Linked DNA regions of Homo sapiens: regions 1 and 3 are each linked to region 2. The links are chromatin loops, found by intact Hi-C in ENCODE. Cell type or tissue: A673. All regions are shown on one strand. Region 1 has its middle 79 kb from the start of LMO2. Region 2 has its middle 13 kb from the start of LINC02721. Region 3 has its middle 64 kb from the start of CAPRIN1.

Evidence for each region. Hi-C counts contacts between places; a loop is a spot of excess contacts. Peaks named below come from ENCODE experiments on the same cell type or tissue, not always from the same donor. Only the 100,000 strongest peaks of a DNase experiment are listed, where the experiment ranks them.
Region 1: it touches region 2 in a loop (6-fold over the local background); 16 of 110 quality-filtered maps call a loop at or near these places.
Region 3: a loop joins it to region 2, with 4 times the contacts of the local background. A loop is called at or near these places in 16 of 110 quality-filtered maps.

What each region holds. Positions count from the first base shown.
Region 1 is chr11:33,968,571-33,973,570 of GRCh38, reverse strand. No RefSeq gene overlaps it. Among named protein-coding and RNA genes, the nearest start is that of LMO2, 79 kb to the right of the region's middle. RefSeq lists silencers at 2,215-2,509, 3,655-3,949. In A673, CTCF peaks have their summits at 2,157 and 2,356 (motif pointing right); a DNase peak (open chromatin) is centred at 2,360; H3K27ac peaks cover 598 bases.
Region 2 is chr11:33,833,299-33,838,298 of GRCh38, reverse strand. No RefSeq gene overlaps it. Among named protein-coding and RNA genes, the nearest start is that of LINC02721, 13 kb to the right of the region's middle. In A673, a CTCF peak has its summit at 2,681 (motif pointing left); DNase peaks (open chromatin) are centred at 798, 1,098, 2,648, 2,958 and 1 weaker place; H3K4me3 peaks cover 957 bases; H3K27ac peaks cover 3,258 bases.
Region 3 is chr11:33,985,652-33,990,651 of GRCh38, reverse strand. No RefSeq gene overlaps it. Among named protein-coding and RNA genes, the nearest start is that of CAPRIN1, 64 kb to the left of the region's middle. RefSeq lists an enhancer at 332-903. In A673, a CTCF peak has its summit at 2,467 (motif pointing right); a DNase peak (open chromatin) is centred at 2,491; H3K27ac peaks cover 2,149 bases.

The sequences.
Region 1 (5,000 bases), 140 kb before region 2:
CAGTTTTAAATGCATTTTTGACTTAGGATATTTTCAACTTAGTTTATCAAGATGTAACCCCATTGTAAGTAAGAAACATTTGCATTCCACAATAATAGTCATATGAAGATGGTACACTGTCCTAAAACAAGGGCTTTGTGGTTTTATTTTTTAATTTTTTACATTTTTAAATGTTTTTGAGATGGAGTCTTGCTGTGTCACCCAGGCTGGAGTGCAGTGGCATGATCTTGGCTCACTGCAACCTCCACCTCCAGGGTTCAAGCGATTCTCCTGCCTCAGCCTCCCGAGTAGCTGGGATTATAGGTGCATGCCACGATGCCTGGCTAATTTTTGTATTTTTAGTAGAGACGGGGTTTCGCCATGTTGGCCAGGCTGGTCTCAAACTCCTGACCTCAGGTGATCTGCCCACCTTGGCCTCCTAAAGTGCTGGGATTACAGGCATGAGCCACCATGCCTGGCCGGTAGTTTTATTTTAAAATTAACACGTGCTGTACCTTTACGGCAGAAAACTTAAAAAGCAGAGCAGAGAAAAACAACCACCACTCCAACAAAAAGATCGCAGCTGCTAACATTTTGGTTTGTGTCTTTTTGTTTTTTATTCTCCCAAGTATATGTACATCTTTTTCTATCTTTTCAAAATGTGATACTGTTCTACAGTATGCTTCCCCCTTCCTGGTTTTTTAAACTTAGCAATAGACTGTGAATCTTTCCCATGGATGAATTGCTTCTTAAAATAGATGTTCCATTGAAAGTAGCCATATCCTGGGCCGGTAGATTCGTTACTATTCTTTTCTTCTTCCTCTTTTTTTTTTTTTTTTTTTTTTTTTTTTTAGTTGAGACGGAATCTCGCTCTGTCGCCCAGGCTGGAGTGCGGTGGTGCGATCTCGGCTCACTGCAAACTCCGCCTCCCAGGTTCACGCCATTCTCCTGCCTCAGCCTCCCGAGTACCTGGGATTATAGGTGTATGCCACCACACCTGGCTAATTTTTGTATTTGTAGTAGAGACGGGGTTTCGCCATTTTGGCTAGGCTGGTCTCGAACTCCTGACCTCAGGTGATCTGCCCACCTCGGCCTCCTAAAGTGCTGGGATTACAGACATGAGCCACCACGCCTGGCCGGTGGTTTCATTTTAAAATTAACACGTGCTGTATGTTTACGGCAGAAAACTTAAAAAGCAGAGCACAGAAAAACAACTACCACTCCCAACAAAAAGATCACAGCTGCTAACATTTTGGTTTGTGTCTTTTTGTTTTTTATTCTCCCAAGTATATGTACATCTTTTTCTATCTTTTCAAAACGCGATATTGTTCTACAGTATGCTTCCCCCTTCCTGGTTTTTTAAACTTAGCAATAGACTGTGAACCTTTGCCATGGATGAATTGCTTCTTAAAATAGATGTTCCATTGAAAGTAGCCATATCCTGGGCCAGTAGATTCGTTACTATTCTTTTCTTTTTTCTTTTCTTTTCTTTTTCTTTTCTTTTCTTTTTTTTTTTTTTTGAGACGGAGTCTCGCTCTCTCGCCCAGGCTGGAGTGCAGTGGCGCGATCTCGGCTCACTGCAAACTCCGCCTCCCAGGTTCACGCCATTCTCCTGCCTCAGCCTCCCGAGTAGCTGGGACTACAGGCGCCCGCTACCACGCCCGGCTGAGTTTTTGTATTTTTTTTAGTAGAGACAGGGTTTCACCGTGTCAGCCAGGATGGTCTTGATCTCCTGACCTCATGATCCGCCCGCCTCGGCCTTCCAAAGTGCTGGGATTACAAGTGTGAGCCACCGCGCCCGGCCTCTTTTTTTTTTTTAAAGGTGCGGATGCCCATGGCTGTCCAAATCTGTGAAGCTCTGCACACTGCATTTCCTTCTTGGAAAATTAGCACGTGCATATTAGCATGTAGCAAGCTCTGCAAAGCCCTTTCGTAAACAAGCTCCTCGACTTTGATTAGATCAGTGTTTTCCAAACTGATTTAACACTGGAGCCACTTATTCTCATAACTCCTATTAATGTCTCAGGATTCATTTGGGGAAACACTGTTGCAGGCTGAAGCTTCTTTAAGAGGAAGGAGAAGGTCTTGTGCATTTTTGTTGTTTCCACGCTGCCTTACAACTGGGTTTTAAAGAAATTATGAAAAATGGGATTGGATTGATGAATTCACTTCTAACCAACAGCCACACACGTGTAACTTGGGGGCCAAGGTTAGAGGCTGGGGCTGCACTCCGGAGTGCCTCTCAGTGTAAAGCTAATTGGCCCCTTTGGGGGATGAACCTCTGAACTTGGCCTCGTTAGTGCCGGCACAGAACAGCTGAGTTGGTTTATCTGGTGCCATAAAATTGTTCTCTCACCCAGATTCTCATGCTGTCCTCCAGGTGGCAATGCTGGTTTGTCAACCTTCTGAGATAGCGCCTGATACTTGGGCCGAGCAAAGATGGAAATGGAAGGGAAGCAGATGCGGATGAGGAATGGAGTTGGGAGTGGAGTGATTATTGAAAATTAGAAGACACCCTGTCAGGTTTGCAGCTGACATGAAGCTGAAGCGCAGCCTCATACATTGGGTGTCCAGATTCAGATTTTAAGGAATCTTGAGGAACCAGTAAGCCACAAGTAAATATTACTAGCATTTATTGAGCACCAACTATGGGGCTTACAACGTGCCAGATCATTTCATTCATTGTTTCTTTTAATGCCCTCAACAGACCTATGAGGTAGGTCTTGGAGGTTGAAATAATGGAGCTGGAAATTGGACCTTGATTCCTAAGGCCTGGTATTGTATATGAGAGCTTTGCTAGACTGAAATAAGAGGATATTTACCAGGGATGAAACATGCAAAATGTTTATCCATCTATCTATCTATCTCTCTATCTATCTATCTATCTATCTATCTATCTATCTATCTGCCTATCTCTCATCTATCTCTCATTTCATTAGTGTAGGATGGGCCTGATAACATTTCATGAAATTAATACTAGGGTTTTTTTTTTTAAGTTAGCCACCTGCTAAATAAATCAGTTACAGTTCTGGACTGCATCCTTTAAATGACAACACTCAGATCAGGACAGTGGAGATATTTATTTCCTAGCTCTTCTTTTCATTCTCGTGGTCACTATGCAAGATAAACATGGCCACACTGAATGATCCCAGAGTGGCCGGCTTAAAGTCTAGTTGTAGCACTGAGTGGTTCTACTCAGTATAACTGTATCTCTATTATACTTGTCACCTAGGAAATGTTGAAATTATTTCCCTAAATGCCTCATTCTCCCAGTGGACCATGCGTTTCTTGAGGGAAGAAACCATGCCCTTCATTTCTGTATTCATAGGGCCTAGCAAAGTACCTGGTACATATTAATAGTAAGTCATTAGTAAAGCTTTTTTTGAGATAGGGTCTGGCTCTGTGGTCCAGGCTGGAGTGCAGTGGCACGATCTTGGCTCACTGCAACCTCTGTCTGCCAGGCTTAAGAGATCCTCCTGCCTCAGCCTCCTGAGTAGCTGGTACTACAGGCACACACCACCACACCTGGCTAATTTTTTTATTTTTAGTAGAGACAGGGTTTTGCCATGTCGCCCAGGTTGGTCTCAAACTGCTGAGCTCAAGCGATCTGCCTGCCTTGGCCTCCCAAAGTGCTGGGACTACAGACTGAGCCACCACACCCAGCAAGCAAAGTTTAAATGAATGGATGAGTAAGTAAATGAAAGCTGTCTCCTGCAGAAATGTAATCAGAGCATGAACTGATGAAGGAACTGAGGAAGCTTAGTCTAGCCTAGAATAAAGAAGACCTGAAGGAGCTAGAACTATCTTGCAAGATGTAAAAGGCTGTTATAGGCATGAGGTTGTAGTGCAAGTTTGTGCTTCTTCAAGTGGAAGGCCAAGGAAGGCCAGTCTCTTAAACAAACAAGAATCTAACAGCAATCGCCTTTCCATCTCCTGAACCAGAGGTGGGATGGCCATCAGGTGGGAATGTGGGAGAAGGAGTTTCTGCATCGTGTGTCAGGCTGAACAAGAGGCCACTCAGGCTTGCAGCGGTCTTGTCACCACTTTGTGCCAGTGCCCAGAATAGTGCTGGCCACATAGAAGGCACTTGATAAATATTTACTGAAGAAATGAATAAACAGTCTTCTACTAATTGAAGATTCATTCAACTAACATTTATTAAATTTTTCTGTGTGTTAGGTCTGTGCTTGGCTGCAGAGGCTGTTTCAGGTAAAAGGACTCAGTCCCATCCTAAGGGGGAGTGTATCATTCTGGTTGGAGCACCAGGTAGAGCTAGACTGTCTGGGTTTGAAATCCAGCCCTGCCAATTACTTTACTTTGTTATGCCTCAGTTTCCTCAACTATAAAACGGGAGTGAAAATAGCATTCACCCGAAGGAATTATTTTGATAACTAAGTGAATTAACACTTGGCATTAACCACTCAAATGTTAATGATTATCATGGTACAGACTTTCCAGCAGGGCCACAGGTAAGTTACTATTATGTGATGGATGCTTTGATGGGTGCATCCAGACTGAAATATGTGAGCACCTGGACAGGTTAATAAATAGAAATTTTATCGAATCAATGTGCTGTAAATCTTTATTCAGTTTTGGGTTTTTTTGTAACAGAGTCTCGCTCTGTCATCTAGGCTGGAGTGCAGTGGTGCCATCATGGCTTACGGCAGACTCAACCTCCTAGACTCAAGCGATCCTCCCACTTCAGCCTCCCAAGTAACTGGGACCACAGGCATGCGCCACCACACCTGGCTAGTTTTTACAATTTTTGTAGAGATGGGGTCTCGCTATGTTGCCCAGGCTGATCTTGAACTCCTGGGCTCAAGCAGTCCTTCCACCTTGGCCTTCCAAAGTGTTGAGATTACAGGCATGAGCCACCACACTTGGCCATTTATTCAGTTTTTAAAACGGAAGAGGCTGAGCACTTGCGGAGGCAGGACTGCTGCTCACCCACCAGAGTTTTTTGGTGGTACTTTCCCTTCCTCTAGAGCTTTCTAGCATATACACTAGACATATATATTATA
Region 2 (5,000 bases):
ACAACACACACCAGGGCCTGTTTGGGGGTTGGGGGTGAGGGGAGGGAACTTAGAGGACGGGTCAATAGGAGCAGCAAACCACCATGGCACACGTATACCTGTGTAACAAACCTACACGTTCTGCACATCTATCCCTTTTTTTTTTTTAGCAAAAAAAAAAGAGTAGTTATATAATTTCTTAGATGATATAAAAAAATTCAGTGCTGTAAAATAGATATTTGCTGCATCATTCAATATCAAATGTAAAGACACATAACAAAAAGTATAAAATACTCTAGACCTTTTTTAGGATCCTCTGTTGCAATCCATTATGATTTCTATGCATACTTGTGGCATTGCTGTATGTAACTTTTCTTTACATTTGCAAGTAGCCTTCTGAAAGTTTGTACATGCTTTCTTTTGTCATCTACTGGACAACCTCCCTCACCCAAATATCCACATATGAAATGTTTGTGTTCTAATAGTTTCATGTGTTCTTTATGTGTAGTTCTAATAGCTTTATGTGTTCTACCTGGCTTATACCAGAGACTGTATCTGAAATAATAAAGATAAATAATCTTTTTCAAAATTAGTTCATTCATTACTTCTGCTATCAGTTTAACTATTTGGTTTTTATATTTTATTCCTTAAAACTGTGTAACATTATTTGGTATCAATGTGCCATATTTTATTGAATTTTTGATAGTTTTTGCTAAGGAAGACAATTTTCCCTCCCTTCCTTCCTTGTTTCCTTCCTTCCTTCCTTCCTTCCTTCCTTCCTTCCTTCCTTCCTTTCTTTTTTTGAGACTGAGTCTCACTCTGTTGCCCAGGCTGGAGTGCTGTGGCACGATCTGGGCTCACTGCAACCTTTGTCTCCCGGGTTCAAGGCTGAGGGCCTGCCTCAGCCTTCCGAGTAGCTGGGACTACAGGCACGCACCACCACACCTGGCTAATTTTGTACTTTTAGTAGAGATGGGGTTTCGTCATGTTGGCCAGGCTGGACTTAAACTCCTGACCTCAAGTGATCCGCCCACCTTGGCCTCCCAAAGTGCTGGCATTACAGGCGGGAGCCATCATGCCCTGCCGGAAGACAATTTGCATCACTGCACTAGTAGTTTCCTGGATAATCTTCTCCCTAGATGTTGTCTTGTCAAAGCCGAGTCATGTATATTACGTGCACATGATATTGTTTCTCTTTATCATAGCATCTTTATCACTTTATATTATATATATTTCAAATCTTTGAATTCTTAACACCATTGAAGTGCATTTACCCTCTGTTTATTAGTATTATGTGATAAGTACTGCCAACCCATTCTAACATCTTTATTCTTCAGTTGACACTTTTTTTTCATCCCTGAAGAATTTGCAATATAGAGAAAACACAGAAACCATTAAGGTAGAATAATAAGGGGCGTGGTCGGTTTGACATTGGTAAGAATTTATGGGCCGGGCGCGGTGGCTCACGCCTGTAATCCCAGCACTTTGGGAGGCCGAGGCGGGTGGATCATGAGGTCAGGAGATCGAGACCATCCTGGCTAACAAGGTGAAACCCCGTCTCTACTAAAAATACAAAAAATTAGCCGGGCACGGTGGCGGGCGCCTGTAGTCCCAGCTACTCGGGAGGCTGAGGCAGGAGAATGGCGTGAACCCGGGAAGCGGAGCTTGCAGTGAGCCGAGATTGCGCCATTGCAGTCCGCAGTCCGGCCTGGGCGACAGAGCGAGACTCCGTCTCAAAAAAAAAAAAAAAAAAAAAAAAAATTTATGAATAAGTAATTTCTGAAAACTTCCTACCTGTACTGATAGTAGTTAAATACGATGGAAAGTTAAAATTCTTATGTATACATTTTGTAGACAAATTTCAAATAGAGTGTTCTATGGACAAAAATTCAAATTACATAGCCAAGTACCTCGATAGGGAAAAGAAAATCTAGTTTAATGTTTTCTTTTTCTCTTCCACTTTTTTCTCAAGTTATGTCTGACATAAATATTGAAATTAAATCCACATCCTAATTTAGCATTTTTTGCCTCCTGATTCTATCTTCTCCAAAAATATATTCAGTAGTCTAATTGATTGTCTTTGATTTCCTTCCATGTTTTCTGATTCTGAAATTAATTTTAAAAACTCCTTTGTAGTATCTGAGCAAAAAATCAATGGTATTTTATCTCGGAACTTACATGTACATAACATACAAAATATATAATTAACAGACTGCTAAATATTATCAAGCATTAATATTTTTATTAACAGGATATGCACAACAAGCAATTTCCATTATAGAACTAGCCAGATCACGAAGTGGTAATCTCTAATTTATGTGCATGTAATTCATTTTGTGGATTATCTGAGTGTATGTCATTTGATGGTGATTAATCTAATAATGAAAGTTCTTGTAGATTTAAACGAGGAATTCAGGAATAGCTTTTGGGTGCAGCGAACACAGCAGATAATGTGAAATGCAGTATGAAATATTAATTAGCCAGAGCTCTAACAACAATAGGGATTTAAAAAACATTTAAACACTCACCTACCAATAGATAAAGTGATTTCTTGTTTAGAAGTAAAAGTTATTTTCAGATGATGTTAGACATGTTGATTTCGAATACTGACTCATTTTTCCTTTGTAAATGGACTCTGAACAAAATATAGTAAACATCTTAAAACAAGACACTTTACTGCCATCTGCCGGGAAGTTGTAAGAAACATACAAATCGTCAATCTTTCCAATAAACAAAATAAAAATAAACATATAAAAATTATCACAATAATAAAGCATCTCTGATATGAACGGCACCTTGTTGAATGAGGAGTGCTTGTGCAGTGCCCAACATAGATCATCATGCCTAGATTTTACTATAGCTGCTTTCAAGTCTCTGTCAGAGAAGAGAAATTCCAGTTGGAGAAACATTCTTGAGGTCCAGTCTGGTGTTGCTCATTCATACTGTTGGTAGAAAACAGGGGAGGGGCCACAGTCTATAATTCAACTTCTGCAGAAGGCTGTCTACTCTCGTGAGTCAGACTGGGAGCTGGAGACTTTCATCACTTGCCCCAGGACAGAAGGCAGAATCTTCTCAAGGGTAAATCCATTGACTCTGCAGAAAGTGGGAGAAGGGGAGGAGTTAAACCCAGGAAAACTTTTTAAGGGAAAAAAGACTTGTCCCTTAAATTAGGGAGCTTGCAGATGAGCCAGAAGGATCCCTAAAGAACTTTAAGTGGAGGTAGGGGAGGGAGCTTTACGCATTTTGATTATAATTCTTCAGTGCAAACTCACAACTTCTTACTAGAAAGGGTGACATGAGCTCTGGCATGCTTTGCTTAGAAACAATGGTCAAGAATCCATTACTATTTTCTATTCCCAGAAGACAAATTCTCAGATGGAAAGGTGGTAAGACATCACCCTTATACACCCTCAGGTACTTGAGGTAAATCTTAAATGAGTCTGTATTTCTTGTGATGCAAATAGCAAAACTTAATATTAAACCAATAACTAATGCAGGGCTGAATGTCTTCCATTACCTCAGACAGTACCTGGCCCACAAGTGGCACTATCCCAAAGTGCTAAGTGAGCAATGATGATGTAGAATTAGGGAAACCAGAGAAGACTTCCAGGAGAAGGTGCTAGATCTTGACAAGGGGGCAGAATTGAGTTAGATCTCGACAAAGGGGCAGAACATTAGCAGGCAGAGACAGCAAGGAAAGGCCGCAGAGGTGTATATAGCCCTATGAAAAGCAAGACTCATAAAGTGGACAAAGAACTCGAACCATCGAGTGGACACTGGAGACAGGAGAATGTCAGGACAGCATGGTGACAGTGTATAGTGAGGAAGCTGAGATGTGGCAGGGGCCACAGTTTTGACACTGTGCATGGAAGCCAATTTGCAAGGGAGAATAATGATTGAATGGGAGAGGAGGGAAGGAAAACTAGAGAAGAGGAGGTTAGTTAAGCTACTCTCTCTCTTAATTTTTCAGTAAAGTAATATGTATATGTATATATTTCAAAGTGCACATAAATATATATAGCTTGATGAATAATTGATTTATTTACTTCTAACAACATAGATTAATTTTCAGATCTACTTTTTTGAAAAGGAGTTTTAAAAGATGGTAAAAGGAGAAAAATGGGATGGTAGCTTGAGTGGAAGCATCAATGGAAAGGAATTTTTAGGGCTGGTCTTGGTGGCTCACGCCTGTAATCCCAGCACTTTGGGAGGCTGAGTCGATTGCACTCTAGTCACCCAGGCTGGAGTGCAATGGCACGATCTTGGCTCACTGCAACCTCTGCCTCCCAGGTTCAAGCGATTATCCTGCCTCGGCCTCCCAAGTAGCTGGGATTACAGGTGCCCACCACCACACCCGGCTAATTTTTGTATTTTTTAGTAGAGACAGGGTTTCACCATGTTGGCCAGACTGGTCTCGAACTCCTGACCTTGTGATCCACCTGCTTCGGCCTCCCAAAGTGCTGAGATTGCAGGCATGAGCCACTGCGCCCAGCCCATAGACAGTTGTGAGCACGAACACTGAGCCAGACACACTCCCTAAGGTGTTATATGGTAATTCATTTGCTCCCCATAATAATGAGAAAGGCAATATTTATACGCCCATTTTACAGATAAAGAAATTAGCTGTGGGACTTATGGAAGTTAACTTTTTGATGTTTCAGTTTCCTTATCTATAAAATGCTAGCATTTAGAACATTGATAAGATTCATAGAGCCCATTCATTAGTTCAGCAAATTTTACCGAGCCCCTACTATGTGCCAGGCACTATTCTAGGCACTGGAGAAAGAGCAGGAAAAATGTTTTATTAGAAATACATTATATATATATATGGTTGGTGCAAAGGTAATTGCAATTTCAGACCATGAATTTGAAATCATTATAACTAGGCTCAAACACATCTTTATTCGTAAGAATAGGAACCATTACAATCAACACATTTTTACCAATGAGAAATGTTTGCTTATTGCTGTAGTGTAAAAATCCATACTTCAACATTTGAACTCTTGGAAAGCATTTTCTGC
Region 3 (5,000 bases), 150 kb before region 2:
ACAAACCTTGAGCTAAACACAGGGTGCTGATTGGTGTATTTACAATCCCTGAGCTAGATATAAAGACTCTCCACGTCCCCACCAGACTCAGGAGCCCAGCTGGCTTCACCTAGTGGATCCCGCACCGGGGCTGCAGGTGGAGCTGCCTGCCAGTCCTGCGCCGTGCGCTCGCATTCCTTAGCCCTTGGGTGGTCGATGGGACGGGGCGCCTGGAGCAGGGGGTGGTGCTCGTCCGCGAGGCTCGGGCCGCACCGGAGCCCATGGAGGGGGTGGGAGGCTCAGGCATGGCGGGCTGCAGGTCCCTAGTCCTGCCCGGCGGGAAGGCAGCTAAGGCCCGGCAAGAAATCGAGCGCAGCGCCGGTGGGCCAGCACTGCTGGGGGACCCAGTACACCCTCCGCAGCCACTGGCCCGGGTGCTAAGTACCCCATTGTCCGGGGCCAGCAGGGCTGGCTGGCTGCTCCGAGTGCGGGGCCAGCCAAGCCCACGCCCACCCGGAACTCCAGCTGGCCCGCAAGCGCCGCACGCAGCCCCGGTTCCGGCTCGTGCCTCTCCCTCCACACCTCCCTTCAAGCTGAGGGAGTGGGCTCCGGCCTTGGCCAGCCCAGAAAGGGGCTCCCACAGTGCAGTGGGGGGCTGAAGGGCTCCTCAAGTGCCACCAAAGTGGGAGCCCAGGCAGGGGAGGTGCCGAGAGCAAGCGAGGGCTCTGAGGACTGCCAGCACGCTGTCACCTCTCAGTATTTTACAGAGTAAGTAGTGGTAAAGACCCACGCTTTTCACTATATTATTTTGACTGCTGTGATTCACTGCCCTCCTTCTCTACTGCTTCTTAAACTTTCCTGGTTAAGTGTTAACAAACAGAGGTATAGAGAGAAGGGCTGGGTCTTGCCACTCAACGTGTGGTCTTTGGACCAACAACAGGTATTACGTGGGAGCTCGTTAGAACTGCAGAATCGCAGCCTTAGCCTAGCCATGCTGAGTCAGGATCTGCAAGTGTAGGTGCGACTCCACAGGCCTCACACCCATGGAGCTGGCCCTGCCTACAGGAGAGACATCTGCACGTGAAAGCATGAGAAGCATTGTCCTAGAGGATTTTGTGATGCAATCTTTCACCAACGGGATGGCTTTAGTTTTATCTTTTTGCCTTTTTATCTCAAAGTATTTTAAAATGTTTCATTTATGCTCCTTAATATATCCATTGGTCTTACTATAAAATAACATTTACCCCAAAAAACCTTGAAGGAAAACTGATACTCTGATATGGTTTGGCTCTGTGTCCCCACCCAAATCTCATCTCAAACTGTAATTCCCATATGTCAAGGCAGGGATCTGGTGGGAGGTGATTGGATCATGGGAGTGGTTTCTCCTGTGATGTTCTTGTGACGGTGTGTGTAAGTTTTCATGAGATCTGAAGCTTTGAAAGTGTTTGGCAGTTTCCCCTGTCTTCTCTTTCTCACCTGCTGCCATGTAAGACATGCCTTGCTTCCCCTTGGCTTTCTGCCATGATTGTAGGTTTCCTAAGGCCTCTCCATCCATGCAGAACTGTGTGTCAATTAAACCTCCTTTCTTTATAAAGTATCCACTTTTGGATATGTCTTTATAGCAGGGCGAAAATGGACTAATACATACTCTTAGATGATACACTGTGTTTACTTACCGTATCAGTACCTACAGGATTCTGCTTATTCCAGAAAGTCCACACATCCTAGTGTGGAAAACCTGGGCTTAGCCCATCCTAGGTGTAGACTGCAGAGCCCTTGCGTAGATGCTTTTGACAGAATCACCTCCATATGAGTTTCATGTCCTATTTGTCCAAGAAGTTGAGCATTCATGCAATGTCTCCTTAAACCCCTTATTTAAGCTCTCCAAATCTCAGTCTTCTCATCTATAAAATGGGAAGAATAGCACCTATCATCGAGGTATGTTGTGAAGTTTAAACAAATAATACATAAGGCCGGGCATGGTGGCTCATTCCTGTAATCCCAGCACTTTGGGAGGCTGAGGGGGGTGGATCGCTTGAGTCTAAAAGTTCAAGACCAGCCTGGGTGACATGGTAAAACCTTGTCTCAAAAAATAAAAACAAAAACACACAAAAAACTAGCCGGGCATGGTGGCGCATGCCTCTAGTGCCAGCTACCCGGGGGGTGGGGGGTGGGTGGGGAGGCTGAAGTGAGAGGATCGCTTGAGCCCGGGAGGCGGAGGTTACAGTGAGCTGAGATTGTGCCATGGCACTCCAGCCTGGGTGACGGAGAGAGAACTTGTCTCGAAAAAAAAAAAAAGAAAAGCTTAGAGTCTGGTGAAGATGACTTTTATATTTTTCAGTGAGAGAAACTATTTCTAAAAAGAACTCTAAGGTCACTGGGAGGAGCAACAGCAGCAGCATTGACAAGAGGGTCTCTTACACCAAGTCAACGTTCGTCGGTTGCATATTAAAGAATAAGAGCTGGGCAGCACTGTGGATGCCCCTCAAGGCTCAAGGGGGCGCTCTAAGCTTCAATTCTAGGGACTTGGCAAGCACATTCAGCCAGGGCTTGTGCTTTGAATACAAGCAGAGGCAGGGGAGTTTTGCAGAGAAGGAGGTAGGTGGGCTGTGCTTAGGAAAATTGGATTTTCTGCCAGTCTGGGCATGTGGAAGCTTGAGAGATGCATTTGGGAACATTTTTGGGAAAATATTTTTTACCTCTCAAATTCTACAATTGAATATGGTAACTTAAATATATGTATATATTTAGGTTATATACATTAAACATGCTATTGTAAAAATTTCAAATATTAGAGAAAGTGTAGCTTTGAAGGTGAAAGTCCCCCCACTATGGCCCTTCCACTTAAAGAAGAAAAAGTGTTAAGCGTATTTGTTATGCATATTTGCTATGTAAAGTGTTAAGCGTATTTGCTATGACTAAATTAACTACTCAGCTAAATCACTATATGTATACAAGAACATACGCATATGTTTTTATATAAGTATAAGTGCTGACATTTATTTTTTATTTATTTATTTTTTGAGACATGGTCTTGCTTTGTCACCCAGGCTGAAGTGCAGTGGTGCCATCTTGGCTCACTGTAACCTCTGCCTACTGTGTTCAAGTGATTCTTGTGCCTCAGCCTCCCGAGTAGCTGGGACTACAGGCATGTGCCACCATGCCTGGCTAATTTTTAAATTTTTGGTAGAGACAGGGTTTCGCCATGTTGGCCAGTCTGGTCTCGAACTCCTGACCTCAAGTGGTCCGCCTGCCTCGGTCTCCCAAAGTGCTGGGATTACAGGTATGAGCCACCATGCCTAGCCATGAATGCTGACATTTAGCTTCACAAGGCTAACTTGAGCTGTGAAGCAAAAGCCTGGAAAGCTTGTGTCGTGTGGCCCAGGACATGCTCTTCCCATGAGCAAGTAGCACAAAAAGCAAATTATCAGAAACTTACGATCTGAGTGTGGAAACAAAACAAAGGGAGGAAATTAATCTTCTGAAATTTCTCTCAACTAAGAGGGTACCCTTCTCTTACTCCCCCTCCAGCACATCCGGGAACTAGTATCTCACAGCACATATTTTGAAAAATGCTGACTTTCTGTTTGTCATTTTTAGGTTTCCTTAAAGCAGAAATTATAGCTAGGTTATGTTGTTGCCTTTTAAATTATTTTTTTTTTAGTTTATTTTTTTATTGATCATTCTTGGGTGTTTCTCGCAGAGGGGGATTTGGCAGGGTCCTAGGACAATAGTGGAGGGAAGGTCAGCAGATAAACAAGTGAACAAAGGTCTCTGGTTTTCCTAGGCAGAGGACCCTGGGGCCCTCCGCAGTGTTTGTGTCCCTGGGTACTTGAGATTAGGGAGTAGTGATGACTCTTAACGAGCATGCTGCCTTCAAGCATCTGTTTAACAAAGCACATCTTGCACCACCCTTAATCCATTTAACCCTGAGTGGACACAGCACATGTTTCAGAGCGCACAGGGTTGGGGGTAAGGTCACAGATCAACAGGATCCCAAGGCAGAATAATTTTTCTTAGTACAGAACAAAATGAAAAGTCTCCCATGTCTACTTCTTTCTACACAGACACGGCAACCATCCGATTTCTCAATCTTTTCCCCACCTTTCCCCCCTTTCCACTCCACAAAACCGCCATTGTCATCATGGCCCGTTCGCAATGAGCTGTTGGGTACACCTCCCAGACGGGGTGGTGGCCAGGCAGAGGGGCTCCTCACTTCCCAGTAGGGGCGGCCGGGCAGAGGCACCCCTCACCTCCCGGACGGGGCGGCTGGCCCGGGCCGGGGGGCTGACCCCCCCCACCTCCCTCCCGGACGGGGTGGCTGGCCTGGCGGGGGCTGACCCCCACCTCCCTCCCGGACGGGGTGGCTGCCGGGCGGAGACGCTCCTCACTTCCCAGACAGGGTGGCTGCTGGGCGGAGGGGCTCCTCACTTCTCAGACGGGGTGGTTGCCAGGCGGAGGGTCTCCTCACTTCTCAGACGGGGCGGCTGGGCAGAGACGCTCCTCACCTCCCAGATGGGGTCGCGGCCGGGCAGAGGCGCTCCCCACATCTCAGACGATGGGCGGCCGGGCAGAGACGCTCCTCACTTCCTAGATGGGATGGCCAGGAAGTGAGGACTGGGCAGCCAGGCAGAGAGGCTCCTCACGTCCCAGACAATGGGCAGCCAGGCAGAGACACTCCTCACTTCCCAGACGGGGTGGCGGCCGGGCAGAGGCTGCACTCTTGGCACTTTGGGAGGCCAAGGCAGGCGGCTGGGAGGTGGAGGTTGTAGCGAGCCGAGATCAAGCCACTGCACTCCAGCCTGGGCACCATTGAGCACTGAGTGAACCAGACTCCGTCTGCAATCCCGGCACCTCGGGAGGCCGAGGTTGGCGGATCACTTGCGGTTAGGAGCTGGAGACCAGCCCGGCCAACACAGCGAAACCCCGTCTCCACCAAAAAAATACGAAAACCAGTCAGGCGTGGCAGCGCGCGCCTGCAATTGCAGGCACACGGCAGGCTGAGGCAGGAGAATCAGGCA